2 separate regions of the Homo sapiens genome follow, and region 1 is linked to region 2. A link is a contact called in ENCODE Hi-C data. All regions are on one chromosome and are shown on one strand. The core of a region is the stretch at or near the end of the contact, and the rest is flanking DNA. Distances in the headings are between cores, read along the strand shown.

Region 1 (6,280 bases), core at 1,927-4,426, 1.4 Mb before region 2:
TCATTTTCTCTTTCCTCCTGGTCCCCTTGTTTGCTCAGTCTGTGTCTTCAGGTCACAGGCTTTCACCAAGTGTCTAGTTGTTCTTTCATATTTAAGAATAAGATGCTAAAAGCTCACTTGACGTTCTGTAAACAAGGGCAAGAATTGTTGATTGGTAGGAAGAGGATAACCAGGTGGGTGCCAGCTTTTTGTTGGGAGAACCTTAAATATGCGCATCACAGGATATACCTCTGGACTGTTTGGGTCTGCAGTGCAGGTCTTCCAGTCCTCCTGTCTGTACTGATATTCCCTGTTGCTGATGTTCTGAGACCTAGATAGGAGAAGGGGCCCACAGCTCATGGCTCTGTGGGCTTTCATTTCATATTCCTGGCTTTAGCTTCATGCCTACCCCCTACTCCAGTGCTCTTATAAGGCTGGTGTCTTCTAGGTTGAGTCTCTCCTTTCAACCCATCCAAAAATAAATCTCCTGAGTCTTTTAGGAGGCTGTTTGGGAAACCCTGTCCTCTGGCTGTATGTGGTGGGGAGGAGGTCCAATGCTTCTGAATAAAGCCTGTGAAACCCATGTCTGTGTCCGGCTTCCTGCCTGACATCTGCCTCCCCTAGCATCTGGCGTCTCCCAGTGCAGGGTCTCCAGGGCTCTGAGGAGTCAGTTGGCTTACATTTTATTGGGCCTGGGTTGTAACTTTGTTCTTTTCTGCCAGGTCAGTTACCGCTCCTCTCTTGGCTACCCATCCACCGTCTCCTGTTTACTACTGTCTTCCCTGGAGCCTCTTTCTGCATGTGGAGTAGTAACTTTTTATTGTAGTCTTAGTGAGGTCTTAGGAGAGTGACTAGATGAACGTATGTGTTCAGTTTGCTGAGATTTTTACTTTTTGTTGTGGGTTGAATTGTATCCCTTCAAAATTCATATGCTGAAGTCCCACCCCCTAGTGCCTCAGAATGTGACCTTATTTGGAAAGAGGGATGTGGCAGATATAATCAGTTAAGATAAGGCCACACTGGAGGTGGGTGGACCCCCTAATCCAATGTGATTGGTATCCTTATAAAAAGAAGAAATCTGGACACGGACATGTGCACAGGGAGAATGCCATGTGAAGACTGGAATTATGCTATCACAAGCCAAAAGCAAGGAAAGAGGTTGGGAACAGATCCTTCCTTAGCTCATCCAGAAGGAACCAGCCCTTCCATAGCCTTGATCGTGGACTTTGGCCTCCAGAGCTAGGAGATAATTCATTTCTGTTGTTAAGCCACCCAGCCTCTGGCACTTTGTTACAGCAGTCCCAGGACACTTATGTGGGTTGAGCATCCCTTATTTGAAGTGCTTGGGGCCAGAAGTGTTTCGGATTTTAGGGTTTTTATTTTTTATTGTTTTGAATTTTGGAATATTTGCATATACATAATGAGATATGTTAGGAATATGACCCGAGCCTAAACATGATATTTATTTATGTTTAATATACACGTATGCACATAGCCTGAAGGTAATTTTATATAGTATTTTAAATAATTTCATGCATAAAACAAAGATTTGACTGCATTTTGACTGTGACCCATCACATGAGGTTAGGTGTGGAATTTTCCACTTGTGGCATTGTGTCAGCATTCAAAAAATGTCAGATTTTCAGACTAGGGATACTCGACCTGTACACACAAAAAAACCTTATTTTGATGTATGTATTCTTGCAGATCACCTCAAGTCTTTGGGAGAAGGTGCAGAATAAATAAATATAAATAACATTGAACCAACAGCAGTTTCTGAGTGTGGACTGAATTACCACAGGGTGTGCAAGGGGAGTGTGTCCACCGTTTTGTAGCTTAGCATGGTTTCTGGAACTTAGTTCATGTTCAACACATGTTAGTAGTAGTAGTAGCAGTAGTTGTTGTTATTAGTATTATTATTATAACTACATGAACCGGGCATTTTAAAATTTATTTCAATATTTAATTTAGAGAAGTACATGTATATATATTTTGGAGACAGAGTCTCACTGTATCTCGAGTCTGGAGTGCAGTGGCATGATCTCACTCAGCTCACTGCAACCTCCACCTCCCAGGTTCAAGCAATTCTCGTTCCTCAGCTACCCAAGTAGATGGGACTACACGCACCCACCACCACGCCTGGCTAATTTTTTTATTTTTAGTAGAGACAGGGTCTCACCATATTGGCCAGACTGGTCTCGAACTCCTGACCTCAAGTGATCTGCCCGCCTCAGCCTCCCAAAGTGTTAGGATTACAGGCGTGAGCCACTGTGCCCGGCCCTTGGCAAGGCTATGTTAAAACAAAGGATGTTATGGGTTACCTAATAACTTGACATAGTGTATTTTTTTGTTTTGTTTTGTTTTGTTTTTGTTTTTGTTTTTGTTTTGAGACTGAGTTTTACTCTTGTCGCCCAGGCTGGAGTGCAATGGTGTGATCTTGGCTCACTGCAACCTCTGCCTCCTGGGGCCAACCAATTCTCCTGCCTCAGCCTCCGAGTAGCTGGGATTACAGGTGTGCGCCACAACGGCCAGCTAATTTTTGTATTTTTAGTAGAGACGGGGTTACACCATATTGGCCAGGCTGGTCTCAAACTCCTGACCTCAGGTGATCCATCCGCCTTGGCTTCCCAGAGTGCTGGGATTACAGGCATGAACCACCGTGCCCAGCCCATAGTGGTAATTTCTTAATGCCTTTGTGGAACCAGCTCAGTGGTTGGGACACTTTTACAGGTGAGTGGGCTTTGAAGCATAAGGCTCTTCAGGGCAAGTCCCTTAGGAGCAGCCTTATAAAGACGTAAGGCAATGCTGACCTCTCTCGTGGCATGGGTCTCCCCTCTGGGCAGCAGCCCCTGCTGATGGCGGGGATAGTTCAGAAGGAATTTGGTGGCCGGGAACGTCCTCTGTGCTGAGCGCACCCTCTAGTCCTTTGCCATGCAGCTGTGGCGATTTGCGTAGCCTGTGCTATTTATAACTGCATATTTGCTCAGAAAGAACCATCTCATTTTCTGACTGCAGCTGCCCACACGGGTCTGGCCGCCGCTGGGGTTTTCCAGCAGGCCACCACGCCGCCACATCACTTGAGAGCATCTTCCGTGGGTTCTGCCTCGTTCTCCTGCCCTCATGACGTTCTGTGGTTTCACTTTGGCTCACTCATTCATCTCACAGCCATGCATTGAGCACCTACTATGGGCCAGACACTATCCAAGGCCCTCAGAAAACTGAGTGAGACACATGTGCTGCAAATCCCTCCCTCAAGTAGCTTGCAGGCTATGAGGAAGACTGATAGGCAATTTACTGTGCAGGTTCTTAGCCTTTGGTGTTAGTTTCTACCTTCTCTTCCTCTGTTTTCAAACCAGATCCTTGGCGGGAACCTGCCATGCCGCAAGCTTGTTTTTGTCTTTCCATTCACTGTCAAACTCTACCACGTGATTGCACCCACTCATTAAATGCCCTGCAGCCTGGCTTCCTGCCTAGATCACCAGTCACTCATACCGGCTACCCTCCCTTTACCCTCACGTTTCAGTTCTCTTTTGACTGTGAAGACCTAGTGTTGGACCCAGTGGAACACCTGTGTGTCTCCGCACGTGGCGCCCGCGCTGGCTAGCCTCACTCCTTTGCTCTGCTCCCTCTGACATGGGTTCTGTCACCTCCTCTTCCCTTGGGACCCAGGAGCCCTGACTTCAACCTGATCTTCCTTCTCTCCAGTTCCCAAACCCAGCCAGTCCCAGGCCGTCGTGTTCCCTCCCATCTCTGGAGGACTCATTTGGCAAGTGTCATGATTTACCTTGTGGTTTATCAAGGGGTACTGTTGATTGGTAGTTATTTTTGTCATCTCATAATTTGAGTTTTCATGCAGATTGTGAATGGTCCTTGTTCACAGAGCTAATAAGCAGTCCCTTCTGGCTGAATCTGCTGAGGACTGGCAATAGATATTTTCCCTTCTCTTTAGCTAGTTAGCTAGTGTGCCAGGCCTGGCCTGTGAGGCCATTCCTTCCCAGCTGTGCTGTGTAATGCAGGAGGCTGGCCCTTGTGGGCTATTTCTTAGGATCCGGTGTCAGCTGCTTTCTGGCTGGGTTTGGCCAATGGAAGGCACCAATGGGAACTGCATGGTGAGAAGAAGAGAGAAGCCACAATGTTTCTCCTTGCCCTTCCCTGTCTTGAATGGCATCTACAGCTCCAGCTCCTACCAATCAGGCCCCTGTGGTTCCAGCTTCTGCAGGGTGACCTGGCTTCTTCTGGCTTCTGGTAACACTGCTTCCTCCTTTGATCCTCCACTTTAGGGGCAGTATAGCTTCCTGTCCCTGCTCATCTCTGGGTTATGTCACCGTCTCCTAGTAACTGCTCAGCTTTGTTGTCTCCTGAGCAACCAAAATACTCAGAGTGGTTTCTGTTCCCTGGCTAGATTATGGCAGACATGGTTATTCCTGCCTTCTTCCCTTCCTTCCCTCTCTTCTTCCCTTGTTCCCTCCCTTTTTCCTTCCTTCCTTCCAATTAGTTATTTATTGCTGCATAACAAATTACTCTAAAACCTAGGCAATAAGCATTTAAGAGCTCACAGGTCCTGTAAGTAAGGAATCTGGGCACAGCCTAGCTGGGCACCTCTGGCTCAAGTTGTCTCATGCAGTCAAGCTGTTGGTAAGGGTTTTGGTCTTATCTGAAAGCATGACTTGTGAGGGGGCTTCATCCCCAAGATCACTTGCTTGGTGGTCCTCAGCCCCTTGCTATGTGGCCTCTCTGCAGGACACCCTTGTGATGTGGCAGCTAGCTTCCACCAAGGCAAGCGGTTATAGAAAGGGAGAAGGGGAGAGAAAGCCCGAGACAGAAACCACTGCCTTTTTATAGCCCAATCTTGGAAGTGGCATCTGATCTCTTTTTCTGTATTCTATTTGCTACAAGTGAAGTTAATAATAAGGCCAGCCCATATTCAAGAAGACACTACACAAGGGTATGAATACCAGGAGGTGTTGATAATTGGAGGTCATCTTAGAGACTTCTTGTCTTTCTTTCCTCCTTCTCAACCTACCTCCATCCCTTTCTTCTTCCTTCTGTTCCTTCCTTCTTCCCTCCCTCTCTTCCCTCCCTCCCACTCTTCCCTTTGTTCTTCTCTCCTTCCTCCATCCTTCCTATCCTCCTTCCCTCTCTCCCTCACTCCCCCTTCCTTCCCTTTCTTTCTTTTTTCCTTCCTTCCTCCCTTCCTCCCTCTCTTGCCTCCTTCCCTCCTTCCCTTCTTGCTCCCCTCTCTCCCTCCCTCCCTTCCTCCTTTCTTTCCTCCTTCCTTCCTTCTTTCTGGAAGTGGTAGAAATTATAAGGAGATTGTTTTGGGATCTTGTGCCACAGATTGTCTTTCCAAAGCCAACTCTACCTTTTGAATCCTGCATATTTCTTTGTCTTCTCCAACACCATCAGCAAGATATAAATGAAATGGGTGTCTATGGGCTGGTTTGGGAATACCATTTGTAATACTGCATACATGGGAACTTGTACTTGACACTCTATATTCCAAATATATTAGTGAATTTTTTTTGGACACAACCTATTTGTAAATTGCCAATTCGCTGGAATAACAACAATCACAAAAGATTGTTGTTTTTGAGACACCATTTGACTCTTAATATCAGAGATATTGTCATGCGCTTCCTGATTGGTTTAATTTCACCTGGGACTGATATTAAAGGAGGTATATTGTTCACATTACAGATACAGGTTCCTCAGTGCACCTATCTGTTAGGGATGAACTGAAGCATGGAAGTTAAAATAAGGGTAATATTATTTCTTCAAAGGTACTCATCCCTTTTGGAAATGGTACTCAATTCTTTTTCTTTAAATGTCACAGAATTGCTGATGTCATCAGTAGGAAATCTAGTTTATGGACCTTCCCTCCCAATGATAGCAGTCATTCCTGTGAAATGACACCTCCTTGCTAATATTGAATTGTGGGGTGCTACACTGAGTCACTCAAAGAGGAGCTGAGAAATGAAACAAAGATTACATAGACCAGCCATCTACCGAGCTGTAAGATTTGGTATTCTATTTTCTACTGAGGATTGATTATTCTCCATTTCATGGCAATTTCTGTGTCAGTCTTTGAAAAGAAGTAAAACAATATAATAAGAGAGAGACGATAACTTGTAATTGTTGATTCCTTCACAGACACTGGGATGGATTAAATGCTGACATATTTGCCATAAATACGGATATGGATGTCTGCCAATGCGAGAGTCACCCACGTATCTGCCAAAACAAACATAGTTAGGCACTATTTAAGATATCCGTCTTCAGAAAGCACAGAACTATATCAATT
Region 2 (7,242 bases), core at 3,114-5,613:
GGGATTGAGGGGGATGAGGCTAGTGTCATTCTGGAAGGATGGTTAGGTAGCAATGCTTGTCTGAAAAGATGATATTTGAACTACAACATGAAATGATGAAAAGTAGTCACTCATGTAATGATTTAGGAAGAGTTCCCAACAGAGTGAACATAGTGCAAAAGCCCTAAGTTAGGAGCAAGCCATGGCATTGATGAGGAACAAAATGAAGGGCAATGTAGATGAAATATAGCAAAAAGTGGAGGAAGAGGGTAAAGAAATGATAGATTTAAGAGGAAAAGATGTAAATTGGTGAAGGAGGGATTAAATCATGTACAAAACTAGCAAGCAGTAGAAAGGATCTGAAAATAACTTGAGCTTTATGAAATATTCATTATATTGTCTTTAATTCTCATTTTGCCTTGTATCAGTGATAACTCTGACAGATAGGCTTTTAGAAACTTCCATTCCCAAGTACTTAACACAATCCTAAAGTTAGCCAGAGATGAATATATTCCTAAGCAGAAAGTATCTCTTCTAGTACACTATATTAAAAAAAAAAAAAAAGGAAAAAAGGAAAAAAGAATTTTCGGATGAAAGCAAAGTCATCTTAAAGGAAAGAAGGAAAATAACCTAGGATGAAGGAAAAATAGAAACTAATTTTGTTCTGTTCATTACTCTGTGAATATACTTACTATGATAAAGATTATAGAAAGGTCTTTGAATTAGTCTATCATAATTAAGGAAGGTCATAAAACTTAAGTTCTTTCTAAACTACTATAAACGTAGCAGCCTCTGTTTACTGAGTTCATTATTATTGAATTGGACATTAACAAGGTTAAATACTGTCAGAAAAGAAAAAGTAGAAACCAGGCTTTTGACTTTATTACACCTGGTAATAATGGTCACAGCTTAATGGTTAACAAAGTTGTGGGCTTTAATCTTATCTATATGACTATGATAAAGGAAGAACTTCCCCTCTGCGGTGAAATGAACACTAAAATTAGCTACATGGGATGCTTCAATATCTTCTCCTCCAAAAGCTTTTTATAAGAGGAGACCAATTTGTTTAAAGGGTTTGGATATAGATACACTTCACAGAAGAGTGATGATCTTTCCAGATCCTTCCAGACAACTAATATCTGTGTACTCTAAGCAAGCAATTAAACCTACACTGCTTCTAAGATTAATGCAAGTAAAGTCGGATCTTTGAAAGCTATAATGTATTCAGGAATCTTATCTTTCATTATGTTAGAGGCATACTTAGACCACTTAACAGTAGACTGTTAATAACACAGTCTATAAAGAATGATACTTTGTAAGCATGCTGTGAGTTAAAGAAAGAAAAGTCATTAAACACCTTGATTGAGACTTGCTTCAGAGTGCATCCTCCTCAGCACACTACCCAGCAGTTTGACAAAGTGCCCAGGATTAGCAGCCAATGTATGTAAAGAAGGAATATGGTCAAGCCCAATTGTAAAGTCTCCCCCCAGTGGTCAGATACAAGTAACAGAAAAGGAGGAAAATCATTGCAGCTTCTGTGAGACTGAACAGGAAGACTAAACAAAACTGGTCCCTACAACAAAAAAATAAAATCTTTAATTCAATACTAGCACCATATCAGGAAAGAGATCTCTTGTGCTTATCTGCTCTTATATTTATAAATGTGAAGACTACTTTTCTAAAGAACCTACAGTTAAAACAAAACTAGCATAATTTTTCTCCGCCTAAGTTTTAAGGAATAACTGACATATTCCCAAACAGTTCAGTATTTATCAAATGGGTAAGTGTTCATTCTTCCTGAAATAAACATCAGCACATCACTTACATGGTTAACTATACTTACCTGAAGTAGAGTTCTGATTTAAAAAAAAAAAATCTAGTCACTCATCAAGTGAATCACTCTGGAAGGAAAAATTATTAACTATTATATACCTAATGTGAATTTTACAAGATACTCTTTTTCAAAAGTCACCTAGCAATAGGTAATTTATATTAGAGTGATGTCAAAAGTATAAATGCGTCCTCTTACCTCTTTTAATTTTATTTTCTGGCTGTTTTTTTACAATTAGCCTTTGACTAGCACTAATCCTGTATTATTTGTAACTCTCTCAGCAATAATATGATGCTACTCCATTTTTACAAAGCTCAGATGTCAAAAATATGAAAGACATTTAATTAAAATATCTGTTTTATTCTGCTAATCCATTATTAAGTAGTAAAGCATGTAAAGGGATAGTAAATATTCAAACAAGCAACTTCAATTTTAAAACAACTTTTTAAAAAGATAACACATAGAGTCACAGTTATGTCTTCTTGGTTATCTCAAGCTAAAAAGAGGGGGAGTGGGGAGAGAAAGAGAGAAGCAGGCTATGTAGTGCTCTGGAACAATTTCAGCCTAAAATGAGACTCAGAAGCAAACTGCTCCCTCAAATGTTTAAAAATATGATTCATTTTTAAAAATCCAACAGTTGGCCTAAAGAAAAAAAAAGATTCTGTCTTATATAGAGCTACTAGACTTGCTTAAACACCTTAATTTTTCCAGTGTTGATTTAACCTAGAATGCAAAATAATTCATTTTGACATTCCAGATGTCAAGAATTCGGTGGCATCAGTAAGGACACATACACACCTCTTTCATAAAGATGGTGTGCAGTCTCCATAGGACAAAATTGAGCAATTAAAAGTGTTACCATTTGTGTATTATGTAACCGTAGTCCAGAATGAAGGAAACATGGACCTTAAAGAGTAACACATCGTGCAAACACGCATTTAAACACCTATTTAAATATATGATAGATTTAAGGTACAAATGACCTCAAAATGACACAACCCACAAAAGTTCTTTGTTTACTGTTAACAAGGCCTCAGAAGACATAACTATAATCAGGCCTACTACCCACTACCCTATCATTGCACAGTAGATGCCTACAATAAGCAATATTACTTGAGGTCCGTTGCTATACCTATATACGGAAACTATATACCGCATTACTAAAAATGTTACTTCGCCTGGTATATTCGACCAACATAAGTTTACAAATGATTTGCAAAATTTCACGGGAAGAAATGGCTGCTAAATCATACTCCAATTGAAACGCATTTTAACGCACCCCAAACGTTCTCAGCTACACTACAAGACCACTTGTAATATACTTGAAGCACAAAGTAAAATTCCAACACTCTCCAAAGGCGTAGGAAAGAATAAAACGTGGCTAGCCTGACCTTACCCGGCTGTTTATAAGTAATGCGGAGAATTTTCTGAGCTTCCCCGGCAGTCTTCAATTCTCTCCCTCGCTTCACCCCCACCCCCTACACAGATGCACACCCAACTGATGGAAGTTTAACAAATGTAATCTCGAGCTGCAATCCCAGAAACTGGTAGGATTGAGAATAAACTCCCAGTAAAGTGTTAAAAAGTCCTTCTGCAAAAAAACATCTACCAACCAATCCACATCCTGTCACCACACGGTCGGATACCTCAATCGACTCCCCTGCTGACCCTCCACCCAGCCAAAATAAAAAAGCCCCAGCACCTATTTGGTTTCAGACAAACGTACCGAGAATCCGCGAGCACGATCTCAGCAGCGAACGCCCCCGCGGCAGCCTGTGCTCGGCCCACAGCCACTTTGGCCAAACAACTGGAGTCTCGTACCTCGGAAGTAGCGGCGGTAGTTGGAGAAAGCCTCCTCCCCTACCAACTCCGAGCTCGGGAGAGAACCGGGAGCCGGCGGAATCACCCCCTCTCGGGACAGACCCCGGAGGTGTCAGTCACAGCAACGCCGCCCCCAGGCCGGCTCTCCATTCAGGCTCCACCGCGACTCCCGCCGCAGAGGTGTAGGCACCCAAGCCCCGCGCCCGAAGGGGCCCCGCGCGTCTGCGGCCCTAGCCCCAGTCGGGGCCGCGCCGGGGAGCGCGTGGGGAGCGGCGGCAAGCAGCATGGGCCAGACACGTTGCCGAGCTCCGGCCCGCCCAGCCGCCCGCAGCCAGAGAGGCAGGAGCCCGGCCGAGCGCCCCTTCCGCGCGGGCCGGGCTGGGGGCGGCCAGCAGCCTCCCCGACCGCGGCGCCGCCGCCGCCGCCTGCCGGTCCCTCTTCCCCGCGCCCGCCGAAGCCCAGGTGCCGAGGGGGGCGGGGCGGGCCAGGGTCCCCGCGTGGCGCGCCGCGCCGAGCAACAGGGCGCCCCCGGCCGGCCCGGCGCGCGGCGCGACCGTTACCCGAGCGGCGTGGGGGTCCAGTTAACTCACCGGCTCGCACCTCAGCCGCCTCCGCGCCGCCGCTGCCGCCGCTCCCGGTCGCTCCCCGCCGCCGCTGCTCTCCCTCAGCCACAGGCGCCGCCGAGCAGCCCCATCTGCAAACTCGTGGCTCGTAGTTGAGAACTGGAAATGCGTCTCTCACTGCCCTCCGCCTCCCTCTCTCTCCTCCCCCTCCCTCGCTCCCCACTCTGCCCCAGCTCCGGTCGCCCCCGCCGCTGCCTCCGCGCGCGCAGCCAGCCGCGCCTCAGCCGCCCTCCTCCTCCTCCTCCTCCTCCTCCTCCTCCTCCAGCCGCCGCCGCCGCCGCCGCTTGGGCGCGCTCCCAGCCGGCCTCGCGCGTGCGCCGGACGTCGGGGAGCGCGCGCTCGGGCGCGAGGAGGTGCCACCGCCTCCGGAAAGCCGGGCCCCGCCCCTCCCGCCGCGGCTGGGCGCCCAGGTGGAGCCCCCTCCCAGCTTCTGAGCGCCCAGACTGACTGCGCTCTGCGCCCGGCCGGCTCGCTTCAGGGGTCCCGGACCTGCGCCCGCGAGAGAGGGCTGGTCGGACCCAGTCCCCGCCGGGTCTCCTGGGCCGAAGTCGCAGCTGTCTGTCAGCATTTACGGGTGGGCAAGATACTCCTCGGGGCATAAAACAGGCTCCGCCCTGACCTTTCTGAGAGTTTTACATTCAAGAACCCAGTCGTGGGGCACAAAAGAGAAATGGAACGAGAAGAAAAGCCTCTGGAAAAATCTCCCCCTCCCCCTTCACAGACTCCACTGGATCTGATGTGTATTTGGCAGGTTCTACGGCGCTGACTGTGTCCTTCATTAATTTTTTCCCAAAGGCCCGACCGGGCAGTGTGATTCACACCCGAGGAAATGCATGGACACTGGCTCTTTTCATAGCACCGAGGCTCCCGTGGAACTCCCTGGGTCGGCTTTGCCAGACACTCCCTGGACACAGTTGTTCAGCTCCTCCCCAGCACCTGGGCTTCCCAGACCTCAAAAGGGTGGGGTTGGGGAGGGCATGCCATCCTTTCAGCCTGGACTCTGCGTAGAGCTTGGTGAACTGTGATGAGTGTCCGGATGTGTAGATGACACATTTTGACAGAAGTGCAGATTTAATTTTTCAGTTGAAAGGAACTGAGCAATGCACTGCAGCAGAGACTTCTGGCTAGAAAAACATAGCAAGGCAGCCAGAGAACTTCCGATCCCCTTAAAAGAGCTCTGTGAACCCTCAGACCTGTGACAGGCGGCTTTTGGAAAAACTATTGTGTTCTTCCTAAAATTGAAGAATGTAATTTACATTTTACAAAATGCTTACTGCAATCTTTTCAAACCATGAACGTAGAAAGTGCAAGTCAAACTTTACGTGTGAGGAGTGTTATGAGGTGGCCTCCTCTGTGCAGCCTTTCCTGGCTTCTCTTGGGCACCTTGCACAAACCAGACCATTAATAAGTGTTTGCAGAATAAATGCGTGCATCATGGCCCTTTGGATTCAGAGATGAAGTTATAAGTTGTATTGTCTCCTCTCTTTGTGAATGTGGCAGGCATGGAAGGGAGAGAGAAAATACTATTGATGAGATGTATTAAGAAGGTCCAGTGTCCAAAACAGTGATTTTTGTGTTTATCCTCAACCAAGCATCAAAGATTAATTTACTTTTCCATTAGGATCATTAATTTTGCAAACCAACATGCAGGGGGGCCTTGTACAGTGTTAATTTAGAACCTTCTTTCCTGGAACCACAAACCCAGGCAAAGGTAATTGGAAGCATTTAAGGAGACTCAAACGTGCCCAGGGCACAGAGTAGCTTTGGGCCCCCTGTAGTCAGGATGGCTGGATGAAATGAAGTGGAGTGGGCTCGGAGCCCAAGGCAGAGACAAAGCGGAAGGATGGGGTTTGTCTTCTCGGGGTGTCAGCAAGACCTTTCAGGTCCTTCTTGCTGCCCCAGGCCCACTTGCTTCTCACAGGACACCCATGGGTCCTCCCTGCTGTACCCTACCCAGGCTTGTGAACTCTTTTCCCTTCTGACTCTTAACCTTAACACATCCCCTTGGACCCAGCCACTTAGTTACTTGCCCTGAGCTTCTCTGGGGTTGGGGTGGGAGGTAGGGTATGAATGTCATTTCCAGATATGTTAGTGATCCTTAATAGTGCACTTTTATTTCCTCAAGGGTCTTCTGGAAACAATGTCCTAACCTACTCTACCCCTGCTCCCTGCAAGTAGAATGATGTTAACTGAGGAAGTTTTAGGGAGGGAGGGTTTGGGGTAGGCTCTGCCCCTCAAATTACATGCAGACCTACCTGACTTAAAGCTGGCACCACTCCTGGCCAACTGCTTTATCTCTGCATCTACCAGAGACCCAGCATTTGGGAGCAGGAATACAGGAACAATTATCTTTCATTTGCAGTTCCAAGTCTGTGCTCTAAGTAATGACAGCAGCTATCAGATGGAGGCTTATCACTGCCGTAAGACTCAGCTTCATTCTTAGAGTCAGAAAAATGATTTTGCTCCAATAACTGTCTTTGATTGCTCCCCTTCAGAAAGCTCTTGCCGGTGAAGTTCCTCTCTCAGTGTCAGATGAGTATTGTATCAAATACTCATATACAGTTATAAAAGGAAACACTATTTCCTTTTATAAATGATATTCCCATTTTATAACATTCTGCCCTTCCTCTAAACTTTAAAGGTGGGACATGCCAGGATAAATTTAAAGTGTTCTCAGTTAAACATTGGAACTCCCATCATTGGTTCCCAACTCAGCTTTCTGAGAGGTCATCATACTGAGACACCACCATCCATTTCCCATACCGGTTACAAATTCTTCATTCCAAGAAAGGGGAATGATATGATTGAGAATGATGGTGGATCTTTCTCTTCAGTGTCCTTAATAGTCTGACTTTTCATTTCCTTCAAGGTTACTCTAAAGGGATCATAATTTTACCACAGCCCAGTATCTCCCAACGGTAATTCAATTTAAAATTTGAATTTTGATTCTTAATTCAGGAGCATCCATCACTCAATTTTGTTTCCTCC

Evidence for each region. Hi-C counts contacts between places; a loop is a spot of excess contacts on that map. Pooled maps may share reads with other maps.
Region 1: a loop to region 2 is called in a map with no recorded cell type, with 3 times the contacts of the local background. The contact joins the enhancer-like site here to the promoter of PALS2 in region 2. A Hi-C loop is called at or near these places in 1 of 168 maps with a recorded cell type or tissue (CD4-positive, alpha-beta T cell), 1 of 37 single-sample maps with no recorded cell type and 7 of 50 pooled maps.

Annotation. Positions count from the first base shown.
Region 1 is chr7:25,965,512-25,971,791 of GRCh38, reverse strand. The region is part of intron 6 of LOC105375199 (a long non-coding RNA gene); the gene reads left to right. Among named protein-coding and RNA genes, the nearest start is that of MIR148A, 19 kb to the right of the region's middle. RefSeq lists enhancers at 2,795-3,234, 3,685-3,744. Within about 2 kb of position 3,176, at least 5 of the 41 ENCODE cell types and tissues checked have a DNase peak (open chromatin) inside an H3K27ac peak, as active enhancers do.
Region 2 is chr7:24,570,573-24,577,814 of GRCh38, reverse strand. PALS2 (protein associated with LIN7 2, MAGUK p55 family member) reads right to left here and starts at 4,363. Exons shown (of 12, transcript NM_001303037.2): 1 at 4,222-4,363. RefSeq lists enhancers at 3,495-3,614, 3,665-3,714, 3,660-4,159, 5,025-5,124, 5,145-5,214 and 1 more and a silencer at 3,815-4,884.